3 separate regions of the Mus musculus genome follow, and all the other regions are linked to region 1. Evidence: chromatin loops called from intact Hi-C (ENCODE). Cell type or tissue: left cerebral cortex. All regions are shown on one strand. Links, peaks and the distances in the headings refer to the core of each region. The heading gives the core; the rest is flanking DNA. Region 1 overlaps Sertm1 (serine rich and transmembrane domain containing 1). Region 2 has its middle 37 kb from the start of Rfxap. Region 3 has its middle 25 kb from the start of Rfxap.

What was found. Peaks named below come from ENCODE experiments on the same cell type or tissue, not always from the same donor. Only the 100,000 strongest peaks of a DNase experiment are listed, where the experiment ranks them.
Region 2: it touches region 1 in a loop (2.6-fold over the local background); 3 of 42 quality-filtered maps call a loop at or near these places.
Region 3: it touches region 1 in a loop (2.5-fold over the local background); 3 of 42 quality-filtered maps call a loop at or near these places.

Annotation. Positions count from the first base shown.
Region 1 is chr3:54,889,361-54,900,460 of GRCm38, reverse strand. It overlaps Sertm1 (serine rich and transmembrane domain containing 1), which reads left to right. Exons shown (of 3, transcript NM_177854.4): 3 at 624-3,393. The coding sequence starts at 859. The coding sequence ends at 1,182. Among named protein-coding and RNA genes, the nearest start is that of Sertm1, 21 kb to the left of the region's middle. In left cerebral cortex, for the core only: no CTCF peak of the experiment used is centred there; DNase peaks (open chromatin) are centred at 5,325, 5,685 and 5,922.
Region 2 is chr3:54,839,104-54,850,203 of GRCm38, reverse strand. No RefSeq gene overlaps it. Among named protein-coding and RNA genes, the nearest start is that of Rfxap, 37 kb to the right of the region's middle. In left cerebral cortex, for the core only: no CTCF peak of the experiment used is centred there; no DNase peak of the experiment used is centred there.
Region 3 is chr3:54,827,264-54,838,363 of GRCm38, reverse strand. No RefSeq gene overlaps it. Among named protein-coding and RNA genes, the nearest start is that of Rfxap, 25 kb to the right of the region's middle. In left cerebral cortex, for the core only: no CTCF peak of the experiment used is centred there; DNase peaks (open chromatin) are centred at 2,600 and 2,820.

The DNA.
Region 1 (11,100 bases), core at 2,848-7,847:
AAGGAATAATGAGTAATTTGAGTCTCAGACAGAACTCTTGTGCCAGAGTAAACCCTGTATCTTCTCCACCATTTGGAGGGAAGCCAACCCCTTCTAAGCTACGTGTATACAAAAATACTCAATATAATAAGTATATGAATTACCCTTAAAGAAGAAACACACGAGAATGGCCCACGATTGCATGCTGATGAAATTTTATCAATAAATCAAAACATTAGACAAAAGGCACACGCTAGGTCCCGTGTTGGTTGGGGGTGGGGTTGATTCTTGTGGAGGAGGGGCTTCTGGACCTGAAATCTGGTTTCCACCTCAGAGCATCCACTTGGCGTGTCCACCAGAAGCACAATGGGGCACAACAGATGTACATTCTTTCTTTCTCTTTTCTCTTGAGTTCCTTGGAGAAACCTGGCACGTACAATTCTGGAAAGGGAAAATCGAAGCTTGTTTTTATATCTCATTTATGCTGAAAGGACATAAATATTGTTTGTTTCTTGGGGAATTGTTTCATTCTATTCCTTCCCTGGTGGGTTTCATAATTAAGCCTCCCTGAAAGAAAAACTAAAAATGAGATTACAGATGTGTTATTTCCTTGCACTGAGCTGTGTGTGTTATTGTTTCTGCAGTCTCCGTGGACAAGTGATCCCTGCTGTTGCTGCCTTTGTTTAAAAACCAAGACGGTTTGTTGTGCTGACATCCTAGCCTGTGATTGCTGCTGCTGCTGCTGTCATGATCGAGCAATGTCAGTTTCGCCACTCTTAAGCCCTGTGTGAACCGCGGACTCCGGACGCGGACGCGAACACGGACTGGACGCGGACCAACGTTTGAGCGTGCCTGCTCACACCTCCCCTCTTCGTAGAGATGTCGGAGGCTGACTCATCATCTGGATTTGCCGGAAGTGTGGAGAATGGAACTTTCCTGGAGCTGTTTCCCACATCGCTGTCCACGTCGGTGGACTCGTCCTCGGGCCACCTGTCCAACGTCTACATCTATGTCTCCATATTCCTCAGCCTCCTGGCTTTCCTGCTTCTGCTGCTGATCATTGCTCTTCAGAGGCTGAAGAACATCATCTCTTCCAGCTCCTCGTACCCGGAGTATCCTAGTGACGCTGGGAGTTCTTTCACCAACCTAGAGGTGTGTAGTATCTCCTCTCAGAGGTCGACGTTTTCAAACCTCTCATCCTGAAGGAAATATTCCAAATGAGAATGGCTTTGGTTTCTCCGTACTGGAGGTATTGCTTCATGAAAGAAATGAGCATCAGGGCAGACCTGTTTTCCTCCTTCGTTTTTAAATTTCTTTTCTCCTGAGTATATGCTTCTTTTGTGAAGAGAGGAGCCATGCTGGTGGAAATGCAGGTAAACTTTGAGGCATGGGATTCCACACAAAGTTCATGGGTCACCTGAAGCCTGCTCAGCACTGTGTTGGGCACCACGGACTCAGACTACAGGGGAGACTGGGAAGAGACACTTCCACCCTGACTCTCTTACAAAAGACCGGGCACTGGAGACGAGCAGAAACTGGAAAGCCAAGTAGAGACTGTTTAGAAGATATTTTCTGTATTTAAAAGATAAAGCAGAGACGGGGGGGGGGGGGGGGGGGGGAGGGAGAGGGAGAAGGAGAGGGAAAAGAGAGAGAGAAATTATATTTAACATATAACATTTCCAAAGGGAGGTTAAAATTGGCTAAATGTTTTTATTTAATTTCACCTTAGCAAATGTCACGCATGATGAGGACTGTTCCAGGGGCGTGGAAAGCTTTGGCGACACAAGGAAAGTGTGTCATGAGGCAGTTGGCCCTGCTTTCTGCTCCTGGGTTTCCTCCTGGCTTGTGTTGCAGCCAGATTGCTCTCCGGCTATGGAATCCTTTGTGACGGTCACTGTTGCTATTACTAAGTGAAGCCCAGAAGAGGCCCAATTCATTTTAATTTCCTCACTATGGTTTCCATCCAGTGGGAATTAAATATAAAGACATATTCGTTGAGTTGCATTTTATACAGTGATATTCCTAGCACTCGTGTGCTCCTTCATTTCCATCCTTTAAAGCTTTGCTGCACAATAACATGGCCTCTAAGGTGTCAGTGTGTGCTCATGTGATTTCTCGATCCTTAGGGACAATGTCGCTAATAGTCGTGTCATCCTCCACACACGGGGCCTGTCTCTGATGACTTGTTCATGTTGACATAATGCTCTGGTTTTCTAAGCGGTGAGTTTATGCTAAAACTGCAGACATTGCAATTGGGTAGCTGCAGACACTGGGCGCTGCTATCCTGAGGCCACCCACGGGTGTCCATGAGATGAGGCACAGCTGTGAGCACAAGGCTGTGCAGGGAATTGATCAGAGCCAATGACAGCTTGTATGGATACGAATTTAAAATCAATGTGTAAAATAAATGGTCCACAGACTGAACTCTGAGCTGGGTAACCTGAGTGCCGCCGAGCCAACATACAGGTCTTTCTTAGGCAAAGTAGTTATTCCCTGCTCACAAAATGTGATAATCTCAAACACTGTAACTCCCACACATAAACACACCCAGCGGATAGGTTGTGCAGTCAGGACACCCTGGGGACTGGAATGGGAGAAAGAGTGAAACATTTTCCAGGCCCTGCCTGACATCCTAGACACGCTGAGGGTTTAAAGTGGTCAAGACTATCAAAGGCTGCTTCCTTCTTTTTTCTCCTCAGTCAGATCGGGACACACTTAGCTACTTACATTTCCAAAGTATCTACAGACACCATCAGACCAGTGCAGATGCTGCCCTACAACGTGTAGTGAAAAATCTTGTGTCAGCTGTCATGTAACGTGTGACTTAATACATATTAAAATCTTGGACTGGAGAGGTTCTGCAGTTTGGGTGCAAACTGCCATTCTCTGAGTGCACATTCTCTCTGTGGGCACATGGATGCGTGTAAATACGTACACGCGGTGTGTGCACAGACACGTGGATGCGTGCACAGGTTTTCAGGGAAACGTTGTGGGACAGCTATCAGGAATTCAGAAGCATCTGCAATGTCACTTATGCTCTTCTGATCATTTTGGTTCTTTGGGTAAAGAGATTCTAACAAATAAAAGGACAAACATCCCGAATGACAAGTCAACCTCGTCAGGTCCCGTCCTGCAGAGGTAACTTCATATTCTTTTCTCCTGGAATAGATTCAAAGACTTTAGACAGCAAAACTACCGAAGTCAAACTCACTTGCCTCTCTGCAGGTGCGCTGCCTAACTAGCCACATCGATTCTTGTGCCTGGAGATAGGCGGAGCAATTAGTAGCAGAACTCACCGGTGGAAAAGAGGCATCGCCACTAAGCATTGTAGAACTTGGGAGGAATCTGTCTTGTGGAAATGTTCAGAGAGACTGGAATACAGGTATACAAATAAAGAAGTGGAGTCTGTTGAAAGCCTGGCTTCCTATTTTGTTCAGCAATTTAGTCTCCTAGAGAAGACACTTTGCCTAAGAGTTCTAAGTATATCTATAGAATCTATAGCTACATAATATCCATATATTAAATGCCCATGGGGGTTGGAGAAATGGCACGGTGGATGAGAGAACATACTGATTTCCAGAGGATCAAAATTCAAGTCCCAGCACCAGCGTTGGATGGATCACAACCCCAGCTCCAGGGGATTAAATGCTATCTTCTAGCCCCTTCAGGCACTCACATACACATGGCAAACACAGGCATGTGCATGTATGTTTTATACAGTGTATCTGTGGAATGTGTGGACATACTTTTATCCATATCACCACTGATCTAAAGAAGGATCAACAATGTATAACCAGATGCCATCCTCTCCTCATGGTTGTAGGGACCACCCCCACCCCCACCCCCGTTGGCAGTGATTGATTCTCAGATTGGCCTAATGAGAAGACTGACATCACAAGGGTGCTTAGAAATTTTACAAGTTCCTACCAAATCAAGCATCTAAAACTCACAGGGGGCTCCAGGTGCCAAGGAGGAGAAGGGGGAGAAAGAAGGAGAGGAGGCAGGGGAGGAAGAGAGAGAAGCCAGGACACTTTTTTTCTCCACAAGCCCCAGGAATAAGGCAGTAAGCATGGCTCATGTATACCTGAGAAGAGAACTCTTCTCTACATCACTACCAACTGCAGCATCTCCAATCTGAACGTTGGTCTACCTGCCACTCCCTCACAGACCCACAGACACCCCCTCTCTGCTGGACTCCAGGCCATCTCCTAAACATAGGGAGATGCTACTATTGTGATGGTTCAGAAGAAAAGACAGGCGAGCAAGGTCTATCTCATTGTGCTCCTTGGTTCCTACAACTCTGCTTTCACAAGTCAAAGCTTGTGTAACAGACTAGAGGATTGTAGGGGGGAGAATGTGTCTTGTCTACTAAGACACCCACAGACCAGATAGTCAAACCTTCAAAGTCAAACACAAGCACCAGTTTCTGTTGGTGCCCTTGCCTTGACATCAGCCTCCCATCTGTCACCAACGCCAGGGATCACCTTCCTATTCTCCATTAACAAGGTCCCCTGGGGCCACCTCCATCAGTCCAATGCACAGCGCCTTAGCCTTTAGCCTTTAGACAGCCTGAGTATCCAAGGGAGACTGACTCGATTCTTAAGGTCCCTTTACCTCAATTTAACGGAGCTTTCAATGGCAAATGGAATATGCTAATTTCCCTCCATGTATATCCCTCCATTTCAGAATTATGCCCAAGCCACTAACACCTCATAAAACACTTCCTGCCAATACTGCTTTTTACTCTGACTCTGACCATTCTTCTGACTGCAGAGACCTCATCAAACCAGCCCGAATGGAGCTTTTCTTTTTTTCTTAGCTGAAGTCCACACTGCATAAGCAGTGTGCCATCCTGAACACTGTAAGAAAGGGTTAGCAAGTATTTATCAAATATGAGAGTGCATCCCTCAGTGCTGGACAGAGCAAACAGATACAGTTCCTGCACTCCCAAGACTCATGAGTGAGGGATGGAGGTACCCAGAGGAAAATGAAAAAACAAAAACAAAGCAAACAAACAAACAAACAAAAACCCTGGTGAATATAATTGAAGAGCACAGTCATGACAGGAAATGTCCCTAAAGGGAGTGTACTTGGGGAAATAGTTGAACGGCTTCTAAAAGTGTATTCTCTGAAAAGAGAAGAGAATACACGAAATCCCTGAAGTAGGGAGAGCCTTGGCTCTTGCGAGCAGAATAATTAGTGCTGGGGCCTGAGATGTGGTGTTGGGAGGTGGGCAAGACAAGACAAGCGGGGCTTATGAGATACATAATGGAATTTATGTTTAAGAAAGATTACTCCAATTTCTTCTGGGAAAGAGACCAAAGATGGACAAACAGTCCTATTCAGATGCATTCTGGGTGGGATACAGGAGTGGGTGGAGAGTTGTTCTGCCTGCTACAAATATCTGTTCATCTTCTAGCCATGGAGACAGACTTAGCTAAGACTGAGTTTATCACACAACCCATCCCTCCTCCACCACTTCTCTCTCTGTCTCTCTCTCTCTCTCTCTCTCTCTCTCTCTCTCTCTCTCTCTCTCTCTCTCTTTCTCTCTCTCTCTCACACACACACACACACACACACACACACACACACTTGCATTCCCTCCTCTCCTCTCTTGACTTGTCCCCATTTGGCCCTTATTTAAAGTCTTTCAATCATTTTCAGGCCACACTGAGACTCTTACTCCAGTATTTTTAACACGTTGTATGACTAATGCTCCAACAAAACTCTAATGCCACAGTAAAGTTGCAGCATTTAAAATCTTGCTTCTTTCAAAATCCCATTTCTAAACAAGCTATTGTTCTTTGTACCCTAGAAAGAGGGAACAGCTTCCTGTAGCTAGGTAGTATTCTGGGATGTTTTCTCCTTGGTTATCTGCCAGCCCTATGAATTTATGCTAACCTCCTTACAACATGGGCTTAATCTAGACAGGCATTTATTTAAATGCCTCCAGTTATTTCCTCTGTGGCCTCAGATAACATGACCTGAGGTCCCAGGCCTTGATAAAATAAAGAAGTAATGATGATTTTAAATACTGTGCAGATTCAATGACAGCCATATGCGAACTAACACCTCACTGTTTAGTGCATGGTAATATATGCATGTGTCAAGCCAACATCATTTAGAACATTTGGCTTTATGGGGTTCAAATCTTCCCACTGTTTCTTTCTACCACCCACTCTCTCTGTTTTTTCTGCACCTAATCCCTCTCCTCTTCTCCCTTCCTTTGCACACCTAATTTAACCTTTCATATGCTGAGCCTTCTGCCCCGGGTCATCTTCTGCCTTTAGCCTCTCACTGGTCTGCCTATGGCCCACCATAGGTATACAGGGCTAGATGGAGGGCTTCCTGTATCCCTTTCTTCCAAGGGGTCCACTTATTCAGCGTATCCCCTACCTATGAACCATAAATGATATTCTTGTTTCATGTGCAAGCAGAATTGGTTAGGAAACATGCAAGCTTAAAGACTTCTGTTGAGGATCGTGCCGTTCAGAAAGCATCACCAATGTGCTGGAGAGGCTGGGGGTTATAACGAAGCTGGCATGGACTCAAGGAAAGTCAAATGGAGTATGGTGCTATGTTCTTCAAGGCTTTTGTCAAAGAAGCTTCTTTTTGCAGCCGGCAGAGGTTAATGCGTACTCAAAACTTCCCAAGTGTAAAGAATAAGTGATTGAATGCTTAGCCCTAACTGGAGTATCTGTAGCAGTCTCCTCCTGAGGCTCAGGGAACAGCATGGAAGAGGAGGCAAGAAGAATGTAAGGCCCAAGGCATGGAGTAAAGTGCTGTCTATATGATGTGCCCATTGTGCTCATGAACTTGTAGAAGCTATGGTTGCCTGACCTGCACAAAATGAAGCCAATCAGAATTCCAGCTGCAGAGACCATCCAGAGACTGCCCCACCTGGGGATCCATCCCATATACAGTCACCAAACCCAGACACTATTGTGGATGCCAACAAGTGCTTGATGATAGGAGCCTGATATTGATGTCTCCTGAGGGGCTCTGCCAGTGCCTGACAACAGAGGTGGATGATCTCAGCCAACCACTGGACTGAGCACAGGGTCCTCAATGGAAGAACTAGAGAAAGGACCCAAGGAGCTAAAGGGGTTTGCAGCCCCATAGGAGGAACAACAATATGAACTTACCAGTACCCCCAGAGCTCCCTGGGACTAAACCACCTACCAAAGAGTACACATGGATCCAGCCTCATATGTAGCATAGGATGGCCTTGTTGGACATCAATGAGAGGAGAGGCCCTAGGTCCTGAGAAGGCTCAATGCCCCAGTGTAGGGGAATGTCAGGACAGGGAAGGGGGAGTAGGTGGGTTAGTGGGGGGGGGGGGGGGTAAAATAGGGGGTTTTCAGAGGGGAGACTAGGAAAAGGGATAACATTTGAAATGTAAATAAAGAAAATATCTAATAGAAAAAAAACCCTCCAACTTGAATGAGGGAGGAACTCACAAGGTCCCACACATGCTGAGGAACTATTTAATGGCTGCTGGAGGTGGGAGGGTCAGCTTTGCTATGGACCCTGGTAGGCTGTCATTCTCCAATGGACAGCACTAACTGAACTCAGTCGGTGATAAAAAATAGCAATAAAAAGGATAGGGTGTAAAGTTGGGAGGTTGGCATGTTGGAGAGTTCTAGAAGGACTTAGAAGAGTAATAGACATATATTCATATATAAGCATGAAATGGTCAAATAATAAATAGAGTGCTATGTTTTAAGTTGGTAGAGGAATAATGAATTAAATTAAGTTTTGTAATAGGTTTAAGACAAGTATCAGGATATACTTGCTTTAAGAAGTTAGGCTATTGCTTTCTTACCTAAATGTGGACATAGATCCTGTGAGCCTCCCTACACGCTGACATGCTCAAGGCAAAACTATGCAACATTTCTGCAGTGTGGACACAAAACCATGGAAGTTTTGTGGGCAGCCCAAGGAACACGCCAGCACTCTGATAAGAGAAGTGCCTTAGGGGCCCTTCCTAGAGAAGCCTGACTTATTTATGAAATAATGAGCTGTTGCTCACTTGCCAAATGTCTGTTGAACACCTGCCGCGTGTTAGCCATAGTTCTTTGTTCTGGGGATTTGGCAGTAAATAAAACACACCAAGCCCTTCAAGAATTTTACATTCTGGGGGAGAAAAACCTATGGTGTGGTTGGTAATCACTGGTGTGGAAAACAAAAAACCCTGCATAACAAAGAAAGGAGATTGTTGACATTCGGTTGAAAGCTTAGGCAAAGGATACTCTTCTTTCTGAGCAGAGGGTGTTTGAGTGGCAGAATGAATCTTTTTGCTCTTCTCCCCAAATGATTGTGCAAAGGGCAATCTTCCAGGAGATTGCAGTGTGAAAACGATGAGTGAGCACTCCTTATTTCAGTCTCTTACACTCAACAGATTTCAACCAACAGGAAACAACACAGGAAATACTCCATAGATTCATTTGTTTAAAAACAAAAACAAAACAAAACAAAACAAATAAATTAACTTTCATACACTAATTTTGTCCTCGTTGCTATACCTTCTACATGTGAACTATGGAGGTAAGTCTGAGCTCAAAGGATTTGATGGGGGTTTTCTCTACTTAATTGAAATGAACCCTTATGTTAGTATCTGGTCTGCCCAGCCTCGTCCCAACTAGCACTTGTTAGCTCTAAGATTTGCTCTGCTAAGAAGGAGGCATCGGGTATGGCGCACACATGGTGGGAGAAATCTGTGTTCAAGTTGAAGAAGCTTGAGTCAACTGTTGGCCATGTCTGGTACTGAGGCAAGACAGGTAGAGGAGATGCAGGACGTACAAGGATGGGTGGGCACTTCCTCTCCTTATCGACAGCAGTGACAGATCAGAAAAACGCCCCCCACCTTTCATAGCTGGTGTAATGTGGGGTCAGGGAACCACGGGGCCAGGAGGTGCAGGCCTGGAGTCTCATCCATAGGCCTCCGCCTCCTCTGAGAATCTAAGAATAGGCTCCCTACTGAGGAGCCCCAGAATGAAACATAGGTAGCTGTCTTCTAAGGAATAATGAAGAATGGACTCAGTCAATGAGGACTTTACAAAATAGGTCCACCATGTTGCAACAGATCTGGGTGGGTGGATAGATAGATAGATAGATAGATAGATAGATAGATAGATAGATAGATAGAATAAATGATTTTACATATATATGTATATATATTATAAACTTTAAGGTTTTGGAGTCCCTCCATTCTTGGTGCATAGGATGGCTTAGTACCATTCATAAAATGAATGAGTGAAATGAAAGACAGACCAGCCATGTAGACAGACACAGTTCCCTCTGTTCCCAGAAGGGAGACTGCTCTTAAAACCACGAGGTGACCTGACTCACAAGGATTTGTCAGGCACCTTCTTGGAGATCTTCTCTGTTGCATTAAGGACAGGGAGTGGGGAAAAGCCATCTGGAAGCCATGAAGAACCTGGATTGCCAGCTTTGGGAGATTTAACTGTTTCTCTCATAAAGCAGGCCATGGAACATATCCTGAGATTGTCCCCAGAGCCCCAGGGACCACCAGAATAATCTCTAAGAGCAGTTAACACTGCTGAAGAGAAAAGGAGATCTTGAGTGCTGGAGTTTGGCCTTTCTGAGACTTTAACCCTCCCTTTCTGACTCTGGAAGTTAAGGTTCCAGATAGCTATCCCATATAAATGTCAATGTAGTTCAGGCTTATTTGTACCCTGTGCTTTGGTGACCCTGTAGACAATTTGCCCTGAGCTGTTTACCAGCTTAGAGGAAATCCACACTCCAGCATGAACCCTTCCCCTTTAGAGGTCCTTCCCTGTAACTGGTAAAGGTGATTTGTTTCACAACCCCCTCCCCATGTCTGGTGCTGTCCTTCACTAACCCCAAGACTCTTCTTTGGGGTCCCTGTGGTCTCCTCAGCTATTCCCACGAGTACTCACCTGTGCACACACATACTTGAGGACTCTCTGGAGCCTCTATCCTGTGCTCAGTTTCCAATACCTCTTGGCCTGCTCTTCTGAAGGCTAAGATATTAAAACTGTCTTCTCTAGTGACTTTAGCAGTTACTGTGACAGTTAATCTGAATTGCCAACTTGACTAGATATGGAATCACCTTTAAAAAAAAACAGGCATGTTTTTTGGGTGCTTTTCTAGTGGTTACCTTGGGAGGGAAGACAGACACTGAAGGTGAAGGACACCATCCTCTGAGATGTGACCCCAAACTAAATAAAAAGGAGAAAAGAAGAAAGCCAGATAAGCATTGCCCCTGGTTCTCCCAGACGTGAGCAAGAGCCTACTCCCACAGCTTCAAGCAACTCCTTCTGCACCGGAAAAGTGCATCTCCTTAAGCCATGAGGCCCCCCCCCCCAAAAAAAGCCCCTTCGCCCTAAACCATCTCCTTGTCAGGTATTTGGTTGCAGCTACAAGAAGAGCAACTGGTATAGCTACAAGATGTCTGCGCTCTGATCCACAAGAGTGTCTCTGCTGGACGTGCTTTTCAATTGCATTACCACGAGGACATAGTGAAGCAGAGTACAAGATGATGTGCATCTTCTAGTCCTTTGGAGTAGCGCTGACTGTGTACTTATCTAACCTGCATTGTTATCTAACCTATAGTCTCAGGAAGCAGTTATAATGATCATATGTTCTTTGGCGGCAATGTTGTTTAATATTATCCTTGCTCTAGAATCTAAATAAACTGTGTAGTGATAATTTCCTATACTCTCTGCTGAATTAACTTTCTTCCTACATGAAAGCTGCATTCATTAGCTCAAATTGTGTGTGTATGTGTGTGCACGCGTGTGTGCCACTGCATACATATAAAGCAAGCTCTTAACCACCTGTCTCTACACTGAGCTCTGGTATCTCAAATATGACACAATTTGATCAAAAATTTTCCTTAGGAAGATTAGTATTCATCGTCTCATCATACTTGGAAGCCACTGTCCTTGTTTCACCTCAGCTGTGGTAAAACACCACAGGGCTTACTCACCTTGCAATTCCATAGTCCACCATCGCAAAGAAACTGAGGCAAGAACTGAAGAAGTCAGTCATGCCATAGGCACGGTAAAGAGCTGAGAGAGCATGCTTGCCGGTGCTAGATGACTGCTTTTCATTCTGTAACAGGCCCAACCCAGA
Region 2 (11,100 bases), core at 5,820-10,819, 53 kb after region 1:
CTGGCTGGTAATGGGCTGCTTCTTCCTCCCAGTCTGTTTCCTCAGAGGAGGATTCTTCACTTGCTTCAGAGCTACTAAGAGCTGGCTTCCTGAGCTCATCTAGTGACGAGTATCTCCTAGAGACCTCCGCTAATCGATCTTTTTTCTTCTCCCTTTTTCCTCTTTTTCTTCTAATCTCTCTCCAGGTATTCCTACCTAACCTTAACTTTTCCTCGGGTTCAAGACCCTTGGAAAGGCCTGTATACTTATTTTGTGTACCATACTTCCTCTTTGTTCCTACTCTCTCTTCCCGCTTTACTTCTGATAGCTTGTCCTGAATTTCCTCTAGAATTTTCAGCCCTATCTTAATCACTTGATAACATGTGAAAAAGAACAAAAGGGCTCCTAACACCAGAAAAAATTCAAGGCCAAACATACTCACTGGTACTCTCGTTCCCCAGCTGAAAAGTTCTGAATTCATACAGTTGAATCCTTCTTAACAGTCTGCTTTACGGGAACCTTTATCACCGTCGTTCCCCAGCTGATGAGTTCTGAATTCGGCAGTTGAATCCTTCTCAACAGTCTGTGTTACGGGAACCTTTATAAACGTGATCCGCAGTTCTGGTTCCGGAATGAGGGATCTTCCCTGCGCCAGTCCCGAGTTTTTTTCTCGTCCCGGAATTCGGCACCAATTGTTATTCGACGCGTTCTCACGACCGGCCAGGAAGAACACAACAACCAGAATCTTCTACGGCAAAGCTTTATTGCTTACATCTTATGGGGCCAGAGTGTAAGAAGCAAGAGAGAGCGAAGCAAGAGAGAGAGAAAACGAAACCCCTTTCCTCTTTAAAGAGAACAACAATTGCCTAGGACGCATCACTCCCTGATTGGCTGCAGCCCATGGCCGAGCTGACGTTCACGGGAAAAACAGAGTACAAGTAGTCGTAAATACCCTTGGCTCATGCGCAGATTATTTGTTTACCAACTTAGAACACAGGATGTCAGCGCCATCTTGTGACGGCGAATGTGGGGGCGGCTTCCCACAACTCTGGGCCTCGGGATTCAGTTCTGCTACATCTTGTTCCATTCTCTTCCTCTGTCTCCTCTTACCCGTTCCCCCACTGAGCTCAGTGAACCTCAGCATCCATCCTGAGGCCACTGCACCTGTGACAACTTCATTCTTACCTACAGCTTCCTCTTCAGTTAAGAGTTCCCAGCTATCCCTGCGCTTATGCTTGCTCCCTGCTCTCTTGGATTTTCTAACATCTCAAACTTGATGTGGCAGAAAAGAAAACTATTTTCTCCTGAATTCTTTGCTGTCTCATCTATAAAATCAAAGAATGCCCTTTGTCTCTGGCTTGTACCTCATGTCCAACCTCAGGGTCACTGAGGCCCCTTCTTTCCAGTCCTTCTGTTAGTTGCAGTGGAGATAATCATGGTCCATTACCTGGAACATGGTGTCCTAACATCCCCCTCGCTGTTCTCCTTGTTCTGTTCTAGCCCATTCATTTTATTTCTACCAGAATTATCTGTCCAAATTTGAAAACAGAATCCACTGCTGAAGCCTCTCCCATGCTGGATATCTTATGCACCCTCTCCAACTCTTCCCAGCTCTGCATCTGTCACTTGTTCTGCCTCATGCACAGCCACACCCAGCATCTCCATCCCTTCCCTTGGAGCTCCCTTGTCTCAGCACAAGACCTGGAGCTTCTGGCACCACCACTTTACAGTTCTACGAAAGCATCAGCCTCTTCAGGAAGCTCCAAGATGGGACAAGGTGTGTTAGACAGTTATGATCCCTACTGCAGGGGAGAAGGAAGAAAAGAAAAGGAGATGGAGAAAAGCAAGAAGGGAGAGAGATGAAGGTGATAGAAGAAAGGGAGGGTTGGAGCATCTTAGAATGAGTATCGTTCTAAGTTAAGCTTGGCAGGACCAATTCAGAGTCTTTGACCTTAACTCTTCTGTGGAAGGAGTTCTTTCCAAGGATAGGCCTGTTTGTGTCTGCTCAGTCATTGAGGGCAGTAGGAAGTGTGGCCTCTTAACAGATCAGCATGTCCAACAATCACCAAGTCACACCATTAGACATGCAATATACTGCATGTAAAAGTGGTTCATTCAAAATAGGGCTGAAAAAAGATCCAAAATGGCAAGTAGATAGCACAACTACTGGCCCTGACCACCACGCCAAGTCCTCCTATTGCATCCGTGCCTCGGATACTATACTGACTAACTCACAGAAAACAAGTGACGAGCTTGGTTCACAGTAGCCTTGGCATCTGCTTTTATGTGGCTGGAAATAGATAGCTGCTTCATCACAGCACACTGGTGGGTGTTTCTAAAACATGGTCAGTATGGTGCTTGTATCATGGACCCCTGGACACAGTTGCCAGGGTAGCAGAAATGAAGACCAGGCTTAAAGGCAAGGCTTCCTGCCACCAAGGCCATTTCAGCTGTAGTGCACCAACAGCAGAGACTGAGGCTGGGCCTCAAGACAGATCTGCTTCTTCACTATCACCTGAACACATACCTAGGGTTAAGCTTGTTATATAAGGTCATGAGCACACTCTATGGGGTCATTGACCATTGACCCATAGTAATGGCTTCCTTTCCTTCTACACTGCCTCTTTTCAGCACCACTAGCTAAAGGCTTACAGAATAGAATGCTTTCCCCTTCACCATGCTTATCACCTAAAGTCCCTTTAGCAAAGAAAATGCAAAAATGAGTTTATGACAAGGTGCCAGTATTATCAGTACAGTGGCATTTAGAAGTAGACAACTAAATCAAATAATAACTAGCCTAGTCAAAGCTAAGCTATGGGTGTGGCAACTTGCAAGCCTAATTGATGTCTCCTAGAAGTAATATGTCAGCTACATCAACAGCTGATATGAGCCTCAAACCACAGGAAGATGCTTTCATCCCACCATCAAGCACAGAGACCTTACTTATTGTAGTTTTGTGTCTGCTCCCTGGGACTGCCAGTTCTCCTTAGTTAGAGGTCCTTGTTCTTGTAAATCAGTGTGTAGAAAATGTTCCTGAATTTAGAATTGTGGCTATCAGCTGACCGCTTTGGGACTGCATGCCAATATTTTCAGATATGAGGAAGTGATCTACTGTTAGTTAAGAAACTGGTCTTAGAGCACAGAATAGGTTTATAGAAGAAAACGTTTGAAACCCAGTGGGCTCCCCAAGTCTGCCAGCACTCCACAGATAAGAGCAATGGGAAAATTCGAAAATGATAACTTATCCTGTACAGGGCAGTCACACCTTTCAAAGTTCCACATCATCATACCAGGAACTCAGCCTACACTGGGCAAAACTGGCTAGTGCTGAGAGAAAACCAGAATAGATGTTAAGAGAAACTATCTAGACCAGCTCTGTACAGAGATTGGAGCTATTTCATGAACTTAACTGTTTTATAAAATCACTAGTCACCACCTTGAAGCAGTGTCTGTGGTTCATGGACTTGTACTTTAGAGAAATGGCATGGCTACTTGCTCTTATGGTAATGGAACACCCTGCCTCAGATTCTCTGAGCCTCACCATGGACCTTGGTCAGTTCCTGCCTCAGCCTTTGCTGCAATAACCAATTCTAGATGAGCTATGCAATTCTGCTGCATGAGGCTTACACCTAGTGTCTCTGACCTCTCTTCCTACCCAGCCTCAGAGCAAATACCACTTGACACAGCATGGAATCTAGCTTTCCGGGATGTGCTGGGTGATGGGATGCAGAAGTGTGAAGGAGTCAGTACTCTGCATAAATTTTGTTCAGTGAAAGATTACAGCAAGATGTGGTTGCATATGGATAACTGCTCCATCTACCCTCCGATAGACTGCGCCAAGGCAGTTGTCCTGTGTGACCTTTGGACATGGTCCATGTGTCTAAAACAGACTGCACTTCTCGTGGAAAGACCCAGAAGGTAAGATCTTAAGTCACCTCCCACCCATCGCTTTTGCTGCTCAGTGCCCTGAGATTACTCTTCCTGTTTGGTAGATCTTTTTGGCTAAGGTACAGTTGCGTTGTGTTACTCTACCTGTCTGGAGATCTCTTTGATGTCTGCTCCAGTTCCTGCTGACAATTCCAGTCCCATTGTTTGATGGCTATCTATCTTGCAGAAAATCCAAGTTTTTTTGTTTTATTGTTGTTGTTTTGTTTTGTTTTGTTTTGTTTTGTTTTGTTTTGCTTGAGACAAGGTCTCTGAAGCCCTAGCTGGCCTCCAGCCCACAATCCTTGGTATTCACAAAATTCATCACACTAATGAAAATATTCTAAAGTGTCTTTGGAGTCTTCTAACTTAATACTGAAAGATGAAAAACAAAGTCAGACATGATTGGGCAACTGTTAACTACATATCCTTCCAATTGTGTTGAAAATAAATCTATTGAAATTCAAATAAAACTATACAGAGACAAGCTAAATGTTCATAATGCAGCTGAAACTTCTCTGAAAACACAGATGAAGCCATACAGAGTACAGAACAGGAAGGTTTCCTGCACAGACACAGAAGAAAAGGGGGGTCCTAGGAGCACCACTGTGACAGCCCCACCCTAGTGGGGCTCTAGGAAGTAAAAAGTAACTCACTTTGTGCACAACTAAAACACAACAAAGAAGACATTTTTCTGTTGCACCTTTAAAAAATTAGTAAGCTATTTATATTTTTTATAATATTCTTAATTTAAAGGCTAATTTAAGTGTCATAAAACACATTTTGAGGTACAATCAAAGAGACGTCCCCACAAATGAATTTTATTTTACAGCATCCACAATTGACATGTTCCAGGAATGTGCTAAGTGCTAGAAGTAGTTTTGAAAAATGTTGCCACTTTGCACAAAAACAAGAACTCTGAAATATAATAGACTTTTTCATTACTTGAAATAGCATGGAAAATAGCCCTAACTTTTGAATGATACAGAGGGCTACTTTTGGCAAAATACCTAGAAAACTTACTAAAAAGGCATTATTGTACTTCTTTATTATACAAAACATCAAGTCCAGAATTGCTGTCTGTGATGACAAGAAGCTGTCAGGAAATGAGAGATTACTCAAAACAGCCATAAATACTTTTAATTTCTTCCTTCAGCATAAGGCTACCACATTAATAATGAATGAGAGATTGCCATTTCTTAAAAGAGATGAGCTATGGAGGAGAATATTTTGGAAGATGGATTTGGAATTAATTCCATCACTGTACAAACATGGAATTTAAAATGAAGCATGCCACCTGTAATGACCCTTCTCTCACAATTTTAGAATTAAAAATTAAAAAATTGAAGTCTATTTTTAAATCTTTTACTGGTGGAATTTCAGAAAGTTTGGACCAATTTATAAAATATTATAAAATGCAGACCATTTGGATGACTTAGCACACATAACTAACTGCCTTGATATAAGGGATATCTGTGAGTAACTTCCACTAAAAATTTTTTGCATAACCCATGAAGTGGAAATTAAAGACCAAAATTAACCTGTAATAGGTACGACCTATGACGCACACAGACATGGCAATAGACATCCTTGACTTAGAAACTAGCACTACTGTATTGTACATAAGCATCTTTTTATAGGACATAAGTGGTCTTGCCTTGGACATAGGCAACTTAAAATTGGGAAAATATATCCTTGCACTGAGTGCCACTATCTTCTTACTGGGCATGCACATGTTTGCACTGAACACAGACATACCCACTTTAGACATTTCGTTCCTTGCTTTAGACTTGAGCTTCCTTGGCTTGGACATAAGATCTCTTGAGGGGTGACCACCATGGGCAATAAAACTATGCAAAGAAACAAAATTTACAACCAGAACTTAAAATCAAGTTCTGGTTTCTAAAAAACCAACATGGTTTACTCAATCAATGATAATGCATAAAAAAGCATTCTCTTAGAACTTGAATTTATCTATATTTATCTATAATTCAAGTTTGTAATTTAGAATGTATGTCAGTCATCAGCAAAGCTATTTGACAACAACTTGCTGAATATGACACAAACAACATAGACAACTAAAGAAAATACAGATAAATTGGGCATCAGCAAAATTCTAAACAGGCTGAGAAAGAAATTAGGGAAATAACTCCCTTCACAAAAGCCACAAATAGTATAAAATATCTTGAGGTAACTCTAACCAAACAAGTGAAAGACGTGTATAACAATAACTTCAAGTCTCTCAAGAAAGAAATCGAAGATCTCAAAAAATGGAGAGATCTCTCATGCTCATGGATTGGCAGAATTAACATAGTAAAAATGGACATCCTACCAAAGGCAATCTATAGATTCAGTGCAATCCCCATCAAAATCCCAATACAATTCTTTAAAGACATGGAAAGAGCAATTCTCAAATTGATCTGGAAAGGCAAAGAAACCAGAAGAGCGAAAACAATTCTTTACAACAAAAGAACAGCTGGGGGAATCATCATCTCTGACCTCAAGCTTTACTACAGAGCAACAGTGATAAAAAAAAAAAAACAACAACAAACAAACAAAAAAAAACTGCATGGTGTGTGGCATGCATAGAGACAGATATGTTGATCAATGGAATAGAATTGAAGACCCAGAAATAAAAGCACACACTTACTGTCACTTGATCTTTGACAAAGACACCAAAAATATACAATGAAAAAAGAAAGCATCTTCAATAAATGGTGCTAGTCTAACTGGCTGTCTGTATGTAGAAGAATAAAAATAGACCCATATTTGTCATCTTGTGCAAAGCTCAAGTCCAAGTGGATCAAGGACCTCAACATAAAACCAGATACACTGAATCTAATAGAAGAGAAATTGGGAAAGAGCCTTGAACTCATTGGCACAGGGGGAAATTTCTTAAACAGAACTCCAATGGCTCATAATCTAAGATCAAGAATGGATAAATGGGACTTCATAAAAATGGAAAGCTTCTGTAAGGCAAAGAACATAATCGATAAGACAAATCAGCAGCCTACTGATTGGGAAAAAATCTTCACTAATCCCACATCCGATAGAAAGCTAATATCCAATTATATAAAGAACTCGAGAAGGTATCACCAAAAACAAAACAAAACAACAACAAAAAAAAAAAAACAGACAACCCAATCAAAAAAAATGGGATATAGAACTAAACCAAGAATCCACAACTGAGGAATCTCGAATGGCTGAGAAACACCTAAAGAAATGTTCAAAGTCCTTAGTGATCAGAGAAATGCAAATCAAAACGACCCTGAGATTCCACCTTACACCAGTCAGAATGGCTAAGATCAAAACCTTAGGTGACAACACATGTTAGAAAGGATTAGGAGAAACAGAAACACTCCTCCATTGCTGGTGGCATTGTAAACTGGTACAACCACTCTGGAAATCAGTCTGGAGGTTCCTCAGAAAATTGGAAGTAGATCTACCTGAAGATCCAGCTACACCACTCTTGGGAATATACCCAAAAGATGCCCCATCATGCCATAGGGGCACATGTTCCACTATTTTCATAGCAGCCTTAATTGTGATTGCCAGAAGCTGGAAGCAACGTAGATTTCCCACGACAGAAGAATGGATACAGAAAAGGTGGCTCATTTACACAATGGAACACTACTCAGCTGTTAAGAAGAAGGACATCCTGACTTTTGCAGGCAAATGGATGGAACTAGAAAATATCATCCTAAGTGAGGTAACTCAGACCCAAAAGGACATGCATGGTATATGCTTATTAATAAGTGGATATTAGACAAAAAGAAAAAAGAAAAAGAAAAAGCCCATACAGAATACACAAGATACAGCCCACAGAATTTAAAAGGCTCAACAAGCTGAAGTGCCCAAGTGAGGATGCTTCAGTCCCACTTGGGAGAGAGAAGAAAGCAATCACAAGTGGGGAGGGAGGGACGGACGGAGGGAGGGAGGGAGGGAGGGAGGGAGGGAGGGAGGGAGGGAGGAAGGAAAGAAGGGAGGGAGGAAAGAAGGGAGGGACTTTGGAGAGAATGTGGAGGGGGACAGTGGGGGGTGGGGGTAAAGGGGAACCTGATCTGGTATTGGGTGAGGGAAAAGGACTGAAGCCCTGAAGGCCAGTAGAAAGAATGTAAACAAGCAACCTCAGGAAATAGGAGGTTGGGGGGATTCCCCCAGAATGCACCAGGGACCTGGGAGGTGAGAGACTCCCAAGACTCATAGGGAGGGACCTTTGATGCAGTAGGGAGAGGGAAATTATAGAGCCCACCTCCAGCAGTAAGACAGGGCATCCCGTGAGGGATGGGGTTGCCATCCCACAGTCACAACTCTGGCCCATAATTGTTCCTGTCTGGAAGAATTACAGGGATAGTAATGGAAAGGAGCCTGACGAAAACAAGGTCAAGCGACAGGCCCAAAGTGGGATCCAATTCAAGGGGAGGTCTCAAGGCCTGACACTACTACTGAGGTTGTGGAATGTTCACAAAAAGGGATCTATCATGACTGCATGCCGAAAGACGCAACAAGCAGCTGAAAGAGTCAGATGCAGTTATTTGCACCCAACCAATGGACAAAAGCAGCTGACCTCTGTTGTTGAATTAGGGACGGCTGAAAGATGATGAGAAGGGTGATCCTGTAGGAGGACCAGCAGTCTCAATTAATCTGGACCCTGAGGTCTTTCAAACACTGGACCACCAAACAGACAGCTGATATGTCTGTTTGGATATATAAACTGTCTGTTTGGAGTGTAAAAAACGAATTATAAACAAAATTAAATTTAAACACCAGCTGATATGAGGCCCCCAACACACATACAATAGAGGACTTCCAGGTCTGTGTTCATTCAGAAATGAAGCACCTAACCCTTAAAAGACTGGAGGCCTCAGGGAGTTTAGAGGTCAGGTGGGGTGGGGGATGTGGGCATCCACGTGGAGATGGGGTTGGGTGGGGAGGAGGTGTGGTATGTGGAGCAGTCGGATGGTGGATGGGGAGGGGCGGGGAATGGAATATGGAGTGTAAAAAATGAATGACAAATAAAATTAAATTTTAAAAAATTCTAAGCATTTAGGCTCTATTAACAGAAGGAAAAAACAGCCTAGAGAATGGTAAAGAACACTGGCAAGTCAGACAACCAGTAAGAGGTAAATGCCACTTAAAACTCCCTGTTACTCATGGTACAACAGAAAACTAGAGTCTCAGCTAAAAAAATATCCAAAGGACTCAGATGAACACAGCTCCAAAGATGTCAACGACCCATGAAAAAGATGTATGATGTCACAAGTCACTATGGAAACACACACACACAAAAACCATACAGAGATGGTACTTCATACCAGAAAGATGGCTGTTAGTTAAAAGAAATAAACTGCTAATAACAGGCATGTGTGATGATGTAGGTGGGAAGTACAGCCCTCATGTACTGCTTCGAACCCCTGTGAAGCCACAAGGGAGAAGACAGCATGATGCTTCCTCAAAACTTCAGGCAGAGCATATAATGACATATCAGTTCTAGGGCTGAAAGCAAACTATGAGAGGATCCGAGTATTGTACATCAGTGTCCACAGCAACATTGTTCACTGTAGCAAAACTGAGGAAGTGACCAAGTGTCCATCCCCAGGCAGTCTGACAGACAATGCACTCGTACACAGACAGAGAGTGGGGCATTGTACAAGTTGAAAAGGGAAGAAAGCTCCAAGACTCGATAACATTACTGAACCTTACTGGCATCAGTCTGAGATAAGCCAGACCCAGAAGGGCCAATGTGGTGTGAATCCGCTTGTCTGAAATATGTAGAACAGTCAGGCTCATGAGACAGAAAGAAGATGATTCCAAGAGCTGGGGTGGGGAGGAGTGGGGACACACTCTTTAAGGAGCACAGAGTTTCTATTAGGGACAATGCAAACAAACAGAACCAGGGCTCCCCAGTGAGGTGGTGACACACTGGCCAGGATAGTAAAACTGGCTCTTATGCCACTTTGACATTATGAGCATTTTGCAACATTAACAATGGATTTACATCTGAACACTAGGAAGGCTGGATGCATCACTGTTTCTGTCTTTAGACCAGTACAAATGCAAATAACGCTCGAGGAAGGAAGCAAAGAGGAAGCAAGGAGGGTCTGAAGAACACAGATACTAAGCCTTGGGAAACACCAGGAAGATAGTCTCTAGAGCACAAGATTTTCCTCACATGGATCTTGTGCTTGGATGTTTTCTGTCCTTGTGTCAAGTTCACAGCAGCTGAGCCACAATCCAGAGCCTAATTGTAAAGAACTGCTTTGGTTCATCCTTAAAGCAAGGATGCTATTAATCTCAAGATATGAAAGTTAAGGAATCCTTCCTGTACTGGCTAGTTTTGTGTCAACTTGACACAGCTGGAGTTATCACAGAGAAAGGAGCTTCAGTTGAGGAAATGCCTCCATGAGATACAACTGTAAGGCATTTTCTCAATTAGTGATCAAGGGGGAAAGGCCCTTTGTAGGTGGGACCATCTCTGGGCTGGTAGTCTTGGTTCTATAAGAGAGCAGGCTGAGCAAGCCAGGGGAAGCAAGCCAGTAAAGAACATCCCTCCATGGCCTCTGCATCAGCTCCTGCTTCCTGACCTGCTTGAGTTCCAGTCCTGACATCCTTTGGTGATGAACAGCAATGTGAAAAGTGTAAGCTGAATAAACCCTTTCCTCCCCAATTTGCTTCTTGGTCATGATGTTTGTGCAGGAATAGAAGCCCTGACTAAGACACTTCCTTAAGAAGAAAAAAAGAGATGGCATTACTGTAATACAATCTTAATATTATAACATTTTAATTTTTTTAGATTTTAAAAGTTTATGTGTTTAGCTGTTACCCCTGTATGTATGTACACATACCATGAACATGCCTGGTGCTCATGGAGATCATAAGAGGTCACCAGAACCCTGAAATTGGAGTTACAGAAGACTGTGAGCCACCAGGTAAGTGCTGGGAATCAAACCTAGGTGTTCTGCAAGAGCAGCCAGTGCTCTTAACCACTGAGCCCTCTCCCAAGCCCCCTGTTGCATTTTACTTATAAAATGTTACTCTGCTTGCTAGGACTCCAACATCGTAATGTCTCTTTGGTATAAAGTGACTCTATTGGAACCTGGAGATTCTTCTCTTCTCTTCCTCCAGAGCTTTTCAAGCGGACCTGGCACATCCCAAGTGTATCATGGGTACTTGTAAGATACTAAAGGAATGAACTAA
Region 3 (11,100 bases), core at 61-5,060, 59 kb after region 1:
AACAACCATCCACAGAGAGAGCTATGTTGTAGGTAGATTACACTGTAGAGATTCATTATATAGGCATAGTCCTCCATTTTGGCAACATACTTTAGCTTCTTTGGGTTTTTGTTTTCTTAGATTCCTGGATAGATAGAGGAACATCAATAACTAAGTCCTTTGATATAATTATGAACTTTTCCAGAAACAAATGTAGTTACATTTTTACCTCAGCAAATAAGGAAACACAGATAGTATTTATAGCCTAAAAAAAAGAAATGTTATTAGTATTCATTTTTATTAGATAATTTCTTTATTTACATTTCAAATGTTATCCCCTTTCCTAGTTTCCCCTCCAAAGACCCTGTTCCCCTATCCCCTCTCCCTCCCCCTGCTCACCAACCTACCCACTCCCGCTTCCTGACCCAGGCATTCCCCTACACTGGGGCATAGAGCCTTCACAGGACCAAGGGCCTCTGCTCCCATTGATGACCAACTAGTCCATCCTCTGCTACATATGCAGCTGGAGCCATGAGTCCCTACCAAGCGTTATCTTTGGTTGGTGGTTTAGTCCCAGGGAGTTCTAGGGGTACTGGTTAGTTCATATTGTTGTTCCTCCTATAGGGCTACAAACCCCTTCAGCTCCTTGGGTACCCTCTCTAGCTCCTTCATTGGGGACCCTGTGCTCAGTCCAATGGATGGCTGTGAGCATCCACTTCTGTATTTGTCAGACACTGGCAGAGCCTCTCAGGAGACAGCTATATCAGGTTCCTGTCAGCAAGCACTTGTTGGCATCCACAATAGTGTCTGTGTTTAGTGATTATATATGGGATGGGTTGTATGGGTGATTTATGGGGCAGTCTCTGAATGGTCATTCCTTCAATCTCTGTTCCACACTTTGTCTCTATAACTCCTTCCATGGGTATTTTGTTCCCCCTTCGAAGAAGGATCAAAGTATCCACACTTTGGTCTTCCTTCTTCTTGAGTTTCATGTTGTTTGTGAACTGTAACTTGGGTATTCCGAGCTTCTGGGCTAATATCCACTTATCAGTGAGTGCATATCATGTGTGTTCTTTTGTGATTGGGTTACCTCACTCAGGATGATATCCTCCAGATCCATCCATTTGCCCAAGAATTTCATAAATTCATTGTTTTTAATAGCTGAGTAGTACTCCATTGTGTAAACGTACCACATTTTCTGTATCCATTCCTCTGTTGAGGGACATCTGGGTTCTTTCCAGCTTCTGGCTATTATAAATAAGGCTGCTATGAACATAGTGGAGCATGTGTCCTTCTTACCGGTTGGAACATCTTCTGGATGTTCCAGGAGAGGTATTGCTGGATCTTCCGGTAATACTATGTGCAATTTTCTGAGGAAACGCCAGACTGATTTCCAGAGTAGTTGTATAATCTTGCAATCCCACCAGCAATGGAAGAGTGTTCCTCTTTCTCCACATCCTCGCCAGCATCTGCTGTCACCTGAATTTTTGATCTTAGCCATTCTGACTGGTGTGAGGGTTGTTTTGATTCCCATTTCCCTGATGATTAAGGATGTTGAACATTTTTTTTAGGTGCTCTCAGACACTTAATATTCCTTAGTTGAGAATTCTTTGTGTAGCTCTGTACCCCGTTTTAATAGAGTTAATTGTTTCTCTGGAGTCTAACTTCTTGAGTTCTTTGTATATATTAGATATTAGCCCTCTAATGTAGGATGTAGGGTTGGTAAAGATCTTTTCTCAAACTGTTGGTTGCCTTTTTGTCTTATTGACAGTGTCCTTTGCCTTACAGAAGCTTTGCAATTTCATGAGGTCCTATTTGTCAATTCTGATCTTACAGCACAAGCCATTGGTGTTCTGTTCAGGATCATTTTTTTTAAATAAATCGTTCCACACCTCCAGCTCTGAGTAGCGTGATTGGTAGAAGGTCATTATTGGGCCTGAGAGATGGCTTAGCAGCTAAGAACATGAACTGCGGGCTGGAGAGATGGCTCAGCGGTTAAAAGCACTGACTGCTCTTCTGAAGTGCATGAGTTCAAATCCCAGCAACCACATGGTGGCTCACAGCCATCTGTAACGAGATCTATCGCCCTCTTCTGGGGTGTCTGAAGACAGCTAGAGGTACTTAGATATAATAATAAATAAACCTTCAAAAAAAAAGAAGAACCTGAACTGCTCTTGCATAGAATTTGAGTTCAGTTCTCAGCACCACATCGGGTAGTTCACAAGCATCTGTAACTCCAGCTCCCGATATCCCACACCTCCGACATACAGGGAACTACACTCATATGCAAACGCCTCTTCCACATGCACATAATTATAAATAAGATACTTTTCAAAAAAGAAACTTAGTATTGCCCTTGGTTTCTGCAGAGCTAAGGCTAGTTTTGTCCTTAGCAGGTCACTCAAACACATTGCCATTGATTCGATCATCAGTTAAGCAAATACGGGGCTCAGAGAGAGACAAAGATGAACGCAGCAGCTTCTCTACTTCTTTCGTCATGGTTACTTATTCTTGATAGTCACTGTTAAAATAGTTTATTTATTTTATGTGCATGGTGCTTTGCCAGCTTGTGTGTCTGTGCACCACATGTGGGAGGTATCTGCAGAGACTAGAAGAGAGTGCCGGATCCTCTGGAGCTGGAGTGACAGGTGGTTATTATCTATCATGTGAGTTCTGGGAATTAAACACAGGCCTTCTGCAAGAGGAGCCAATGCTGTTAACCACTGAGCCATCTCTCCAGCCAGTCTTTTCTATCAGTGGTGGGTGGGTTCATGTGGAAATGAGTCCCTCCTGGAGATACCAGGTTGTTCTCAGAATAATGAAGCACCACCCCCACCCCCTACATCTACAAATGCTTGCTGGAGCTTTCCCTGACTGTGACAGATGGCTTGTACTCTCTGCAGCAGAAGCTGATATGCTAGCCAATTGTTATCGAATTCTGCCCCTCAGGAATTATAATGAATGTGAAATGCTGGTGAGGATGTGAGGAAGGAATTCCTATACACTGTTACTAGGAATACAAATTAGTAGAGTTATTATAGAAAATCATATGGAGGCTCTTCCAGAAACTAAAATGAGATCTACTATATTATATATGTTATATAATATACGTGTGTGTGTGTGTGTGTCTTAGTTAGGGTTTTATTGCTGTGAACAGATACCATAACCAAGGCAACTCATAAGGACAGCATTTAATTGGGGCTGGCTTACAGGTTCAGAGGTTCAGTCCAATATCATCAAGGCAGGAACATGGTAGTATCCAGGCTGCATGGTACAGGAGGAGCTGAGAGTTCTACATCTTCATGGAAATCTACTAGGAGAAGACTAGCTTCCAGGCAGCTAGGACAGGGTCTTAAAGCCCACATCCACAGTGGCACACCTACTCCAACAAGGCCACACTTCCTAATAGTGCCACTCTCTGGGCCAACTACATACAAACCATCACAATACCATTTCCGGACTTCTGCTAAAAACAGAAATTGGTATATCGAAGAGATAGGTGCATGTCCATATTTATGGGGCACTGCTATTATAGCTAAGATCTGGACTCCACGTAGGCGCTCAATGATGATGAATGATAAAGTGTGGTACATATGCACAGTTGAATAGTATTCAGCCTCAGAGAAAGATGGAATCTTGCCTTATGTAAGAACCTAGGTAGAGGATATTATATTAAGTAAAATAGGTTTGGGGGGGCATTGATTTTTTTTCCTGTGTGGAAGTTTTAAAAACAAATGTAATCCAAAGGATAGAACCCTGGCTACTGGCGGTTAAAGTGCAGTGGGGAAGGTGGGTAAAGCGAGGCTGGAAGAGCTCCGTGAGCTTACTGAAGTATCACCCTGATGTGGACCCATGTGCAATTATTATGTGTTAACCACAAATAGACTTAGGGGGAATTACAAATCATGTTATACTACTAACAACCACATTCACATACACTGCTAACAAAATATGCAGTTAGGAAGTAGGAGTGACTTAAGAAGCTAAAGCTTAGAAGCTTTTCCACCAAGCTCCAAGCTCCTGAAGGGGAGCTCACTGCTCCACCTGAACCAGGAGACCTGCAGTCCACTCTCAGAGCACGGTCCACAAATGAAGCTGTTCGAGATCTTTGATCCAAGCAAATGAGAGTCTTGTATTCCTCTATAACACGGATGTGGTCTTGGAGTATACTGTTCATGCCTCTCATGTAAATAGGAATGGGTTTGTATCAAGTTCCACATTGCTGCTTGCTTTTGCTATTCAAAAACACTCCCAAGAACTGGTTGCCCTTGGGACTGCATACAGCCTAAACTCATATGACCTTGCCTAACCTTCAGAACATCCTCAGAATATAAATTGTGTGATGCCCTGATTAAAGTTGGCCACTGCATAAGATTTTAGTTTGGGGCTAGAGAGATGGCTCAGAGGTTAAGAGCGCTGACTACTCTTCCAGAGGTACTGAGTTCAGTTCCCAGGAATGACATAGTGGCTCACAACCATCTGAAATTTGATCCGATGCCCTCTTCTGGTGTGTCTCTGTATTCATATAAAATAAATAAATCTTTAAAAAAAAAAAAGATTTTAGTCTGCCTCATTTTTAGGCTCGACTCTTCCAGGTTCATACCACCAACTATAGCAGTTAACAATCCATCCATCCTTTTAAAACCAGGAGTGTTGGTGCATGACTTTAAGCCCAGCACTTGAGACACAGAGACAGGCAAATGGAGATCTATGAGCATGAGGCCAGCCTGATCTACATGGGGGATCCAGGTATGCCAGGACTTCAGAGAGTTCCTGTTTCAAAACAAATTTAAAAATTTAAATCCCGTAGACTGCTTAAAATACTTTACAGATGATGAGAATTGGACACAAAATTTGACTTTTGACTTATAAACCTGGCACATCCCTGAACTGGCACCAGACTCTCCAATCTTTCCATTTAAAACCTGTAGAACATATTGGCGTGTCCCTGGTAAGGCCTTTTTAATCTTACCTTCAGGAGACCCTGGCCAGAGAGAAGGGCCAGGGTAGCCTCCTCTAGACCCTCTGCCCTGTGTGGGGTCGCCCAACCCTGATCTCAGTTCCTGATGCCTGCATTCCAACGCCGCTGTCCTTCAGACTGCACATTCCATCCCTCATGTATCTCCTGCACTGCAGTATTATACAAATGGAAGAAAGGAAGAAAGGGAGGGAGGGAGGGAGGGAGGGAGGGAGGGAGGGAGGGAGGGAGGGAGGAAGGAAGGAAGGAAGGGAGGGAGGGAGGAAGAGATATCACAACCAAGGCAACTCTTATGAAAGACAACATCTAACTGGGGCTGGCTTACTGGTTCTGTTGGCTCAGTCCATTATCATCATGGTGGGAAGCATGACAGTGTCTAGACAGGCATGGCGCTGGAGGAGCTGAGAGTTCTACATCTTGTTCAGAAGACAAACAGAAGACTGTCTTCCAGGAACCTAAGAGGAGGGTCTCAATGCCCACCCCCACAGTAACACACTTCCTCCAACAAGGCCACACCTACTCCAACAAGGCCACACCTCCTAATAGCAAAGATCCCAAAGCCAAGTGTATTCAAACCACCACAGATCATTTAGCAAACCCATTTAAGTCTCCAAGGAACAGACTAAACCACACCCATTTGTGGCAAGGAGAAATCTGCACATTTATTTTTAACACTATTAGACATATAAACATCCTTCAGTCTGAAAATCTACACATATCATCCCTCCTCCCACTGGTGACTCATTCCTCACAAATTCATTCTTTTACTATTAAATTCCCTTCTCATACGTGAGAATTCCTATCAGTGCAAAGCTGTTTTATTTTGATTTTACAGGGATTATTTTAAGGTGTGTGTGTGGGATTTATTCCAAAGAATACCCAGTTGTGGTAGAGCGCCGTACACTTACATGACTTAGGAAGCAGCACTTGGAAGCTGAGCAAATATCCAGGTTTGGGATTTAGGAACTGGAAAATTGATCTATGTAAATTAACTAGTTGCCCCTGACATATGATCCTTCCTGCATCACAGCAGGCTCCATCTTGTGTTCTCTCCAAGAACAAGGGCTGATGCTGAACTTCCCACATACAACCTGAAGGGCTGTATCACTGACGCCTGCTTCCTGTGTATGGATGGATGGAAATCTGATCGCCCAGCTCCAGGCTCCGGCTGCCTGCTGCCATGCTTTCCCATCGTGATGCGCTCTATCCCTCTGAAATCTTGAAGGAAAAATGAACCCTTCCTTCCTTGAATCATTTCCAGTCATGGTGTTTTATCACAGCAACTGAAAAGTGATTAATACAAGACGGCACCTAAAAGGGACCCCAGCCTGTGATGCCTGGCACTGAGCCAGATGCTTAACTTCATGAAGAAAAATAATTACATGCGTGCATGTGCATGCACATGTGTGTGCGTGTGTGTATTTTGTTTTAACAGTTTGGACCAGAACTGGGAAGAGAGGGGTGTCATTATGTCTACCTCATCCACAGAGGTTTTTTGACTTGTGGAAAGCAGAAAGCCAAGAAGTCTGCACGTGTAGATTTTGCCTTTTCTTGGAACCTAGGACCAGGACTCTTAGGACTGACTGTTTTCACATATCCTATAGGAGTCCTAATTCCTAGGACCCATTACAATCCCACTCCTCCCATCTACCTTGAAAACCTAAAGAGTGCATGATGAGATATATCTTCTTATGTTATCCACGAAGATATATCTTCTTGGAGAATTTTCTTGGGCTCATCTAGTGCTTTATACTAAACTTGTATTTGATACCACTTCCCTGTCATATGCAAAGGCACACAAGTAGGGAGGTTCCTAAGAAAAGAATAAATTTTTTTTATTTCAAAAAAAAAAAAAAGAAGAAGAAGATTGCTTCTGAACTACATCCTCTATGTCACAGTTTGGCTCAGCAACAAAGCAGTGGGCAGTAAGGTACTGCATAATCTTTACCTTGTATATGCATTGATGAACATTCGCAGTCACGAAGCAAATCCAAGTACTCCTCATGAAAAACCGTCACTCACAGCTCTTAGGATGCATTTAAGGACACCACGGTAGGCTGAAACATAGACCCAGCCCACACCGTCAGCCATGAAAACTGACTGTCATCTACTCTGTCTCCCCCTTTTCTTAACTTTATAGATGTGATAAAATCAATGGTTTGGGGATGAGGTAATCCTAATTTATCCAGGACCACTGTGAATGCAGTCATGTGTGTCCTTATAGGAGAGAGGCTGAAAGAGTGTAGGAAAGGATGAAAGAAGGAAAAGACTAATGGCAGAGATTGGAGTGCTGGGGCTTTGAGCCCAGGGGAGTGTGGCTGCCACTAGAGGATGGGGAAATCTAGTCTTGTGGCCATTGTGGTTTGACATGTTGGGCTTTTAAAACTGTGTGATAACAAATTTATGTCATATTAAGCTGCTATGTTTGCATGTTAACTTGTTCTAGCATCCATAGGAAGTGAACATAGCTACCTTTGGGCTTGGTTTGGTTTTTTTTTTTTTTCCAGTTTTGCTGAGTCCTTGTAAAATCATTAAGTGAGACTTCAATTAACTCTGTGTTGAAGAAACTTTTTAATACTGAGAAAGTATAACAAGGTGTTTTCCATAGAACACAAGATTGTCTCTAATTCTTTCTAATTTATTCTTAGAGTGTGTGATGTATAAAAAGGCCAAAGATTGGGCATACTGATGCACACCTATAATCCCAAGTCTTGTGGAGAGCAGGCAGGGAGATCTCAAGTTGGGAGACAATCTGAGCTTTGCAGTTAAGACATTATCGCAAGACCCAAACAAAACAGAACTAAGTAGCCCTAACATACAGAAACAACCAGGTCATTGTGAAATATTTCTGGGGCAAGAGAGGGCTGGCAAAGAAGAAACAACAGGTTTCTGAACATTTGCAAACAATACCCTCTACAAAGTAGAAAATAACTACATTGGTTTCAGTGCTAGGTTGTCAGACAGAAGAGAACTGTCCATAACCAGAGAATGATGTTAAATGAAGCTAGCCTGAAACATACCCACTGCATTTGGGAGTTGGAAATTACTAGTTACGTCAGCAAGATCAGTGCTGGTGGATTTACAGGGTCAGAACACAAAGCAGGAACCTGAGGGACATGAATGAGAAGACAGGATTGCAGCACAGAAGACAGAGAGCGCACTATAAGAAGGCTGTTGGTGGTGAATGAAGACAGAGTAGGAGTTGGAGAGAACCTGTTATGGTGTGCAAGATTTCAGTTTGCTTGTCTGAAAGCTACCCAGCTCAGAAACAGAGCCTAAAGATTCCAATTTTGGTGACTGCAGATGAAGGTCTGTGCTTGATAACATTTTTGAAGGATCTAGAGTTGGATGGATCGTGTGCAGGTAAGAGAGCCAGTCTTGCTGGCCAAAGAGAAGGGAGGACGGCAACTCAGTAAGCAGTTTACCATGAAGAGTCTAGAAGTCGAAGGAGCCCTGCCTGTGAGATCTCCCTTCCATTTCCCAGGGCTACAGACGGAGGGTGGTAAACATGAGAACAGGCCATTGGCTGTGAAAATTGAAGGTTATGTGTGACCTTTGCAAGAGTTGGTGTCAGGATGCCATCTGGCAAACAGACATGGAGCAGGGACCTGAAGCCTGGATTCCTTTCCTCCAAATCAAGGATTTATGCAGGCACCAATGGGGACACTGCTTCTCCAAAAGTGTATGGAATGGTGGCTGTGGTCATCTCCACACTGCATTCTTTCTCTATCATATCCAGAGCACAAGAATGGAAAGGATTAGATGCTCTAAACCATAATGGTGCCCCAAAGACACCACATTCCTAGCAAAATACCATTCTGGAAGGCCCCTTCCTCAGTCAAGTCTAGCTAATAGAGAAAGAGTATGTTCAAGTTTATATTTCAAGGGGATATTGTAACCAACTTCTGATATGATATCCTTTGGTTCCTTGGGATAAACTTTAGTCTGAAAATGTCAAGACCTCTGTACTGGCTAGTTTTGTGTCAACTTGACACAGCTGGAGTTATCACAGAGAAAGGAGCTTCAGTTGAGGAAATGCCTCCATGAGATACAACTGTTTAAGGCATTTTCTCAATTAGTGATCTAGGGGGAAAGGCCCCTTGTGGGTGGAACCATCTCTGGGCTGGTAGTCTTGGGTTCTATAAGAGAGCAGGCTGAGCAAGCCAGGAGAAGCAAGCCAGTAAAGAACATCCCTCCATGGCCTCTGCATCAGCTCCTGCTCCCTGACCTGCTTGAGTTCCAGTCCTGACTTCTTTCAGTGATGAAACACTGAAATGAACAGCAATGTGGAAATGTAAGCTGAATAAACCCTTTCGTCCCCAACTTGCTTCTAGGTCATGATGTTTGTGCAGGAATAGAAACCCTGACTAAAACAACCTCTGACCACCTGACAAAGTTATTAACAGAATGGCAGTGATCAACACACATCTTTCAATAGCTTTAAGTATGTATTGCTTCAACTCCCCCATCAAAAAACACAGGTTTAGTGGAAGGATCAAGAAATGAAATCCAACTGGGCAGTGGTGGTGCATGCCTTCAATCCCAGCACTTGGGAGGCAGAGGCAGGTGGATTTCTGAGTTCGAGGCCAGCCTGGTCTACAGTCTGAGTTCCAGGACAGCCAGGACTACACAGAGAAACCCTGTCTTGAAGAAAAAAAAAAAAAGAAGAGGAAGAAAAGAAAAAATGAAAAAGAAATGAAATCCATCTTTCTGTTTTCTAAAAGGAAAAAAAATACTTTAAAAAATAGGTAGCAGGTAGTACCTTAACGTGAAAGGATGGAAATGGTTTCTGAGAAAGTGGGTCTAGAAAGCAGTCAGATGTCGTTAACCTAATCGATAGCAAAATGGACTTCAAATTAAACAAATCAGAAGTGATAAGGGACACTTCGTTTGATCAGATAAATGATGAATATATTGGAATTTGAAATATATACACACCAAACTCTGGCACATGATATTTTATAAACAGCAGACTTTGGAGTTAACGACACAGAATAACTCTAACTCAGTAATAGAGGGTGATTTCAACATCCCACTTTCTCCCTCCTGAAAGGTCATCTGGATAAAAAAATAAATAAACAAAGAAACATCCGAATGAAATGGCATCACACATCAAATGGGCTGAATAGAGATCTACAGAGTGTTCCTCAGTGTGAGAAGCATGAGGAAGGAATGAGCCCCAAGTTCATGGTGCTCACACAGATTGCTATGAGTGAATTGTGGAGCAGTACTGAGCAAGATAGTGACTCCAACAAACTAGATGGAAAGTCGTGACTATACATGTTCTTCTATATGATAAAATAGAAGCTGCCAACCACGGAGTTGATAAAATGGAAAATGTAAGCGTGTATAATGAGGAAAAGGCTTCATTTTTCCAATTTACAAAAACATTAAAACAGTCCTCATGTTAAACAGATTTGTGTTGTCTGCATAACAAAAGAGGCTCTGCTTAACAGGGAGTCATGGGATGAATTCTATTTAACAATGATTTCTCAAAGCAAATAAAACAGCGTTCTATGCAATATGTATGCATATGAAATGGGATATATTTAGGCATAAAAGGGAAAAATACTGTCATGTACAGCCACATGGCTGGAACTACAGGTCTTTCTATTGAGTGAAGTAAGCCAGATACAGAAGGACGAGCACACCACAAACATAGCTCTTTCCTATGTAGATCTAGAGAGATTCATCTTAGGAAGTTGAAAGTAGAATGCCTGTTATCATCGGCAGTGGGAGGCAGCAGGAGCGAAAGATGAAGTGTGAAGACACTCGTCGCTGGTTACTAAGTTATCCTCTCACAGGAGAAATAATTTCTGACTAATGCATTCTAATACACAGCAGGGTTACTACAGACAAAGATTATATATCGTACTTTCTAAAAGCTAGGAGAAAAAATGTTGACTGCTTCCACCGTTACAGAAGGATAAATCTCTGGGAAGGTAGATGTTCTTATCCCAACTCAAACACTGCATACCGTATACATGTATCCTATAAATACACACATTTTCATATTGATTAGAGAATAAAAACTGGGGACAGGCAGTGGTGGTACACACCTTTAGTCCCAACACTCAGGAGACAGAAGTAGATGGATCTCTATATGTTCGAAGCCAGCCTGGTCTACAGAGCGAATTCTAGGA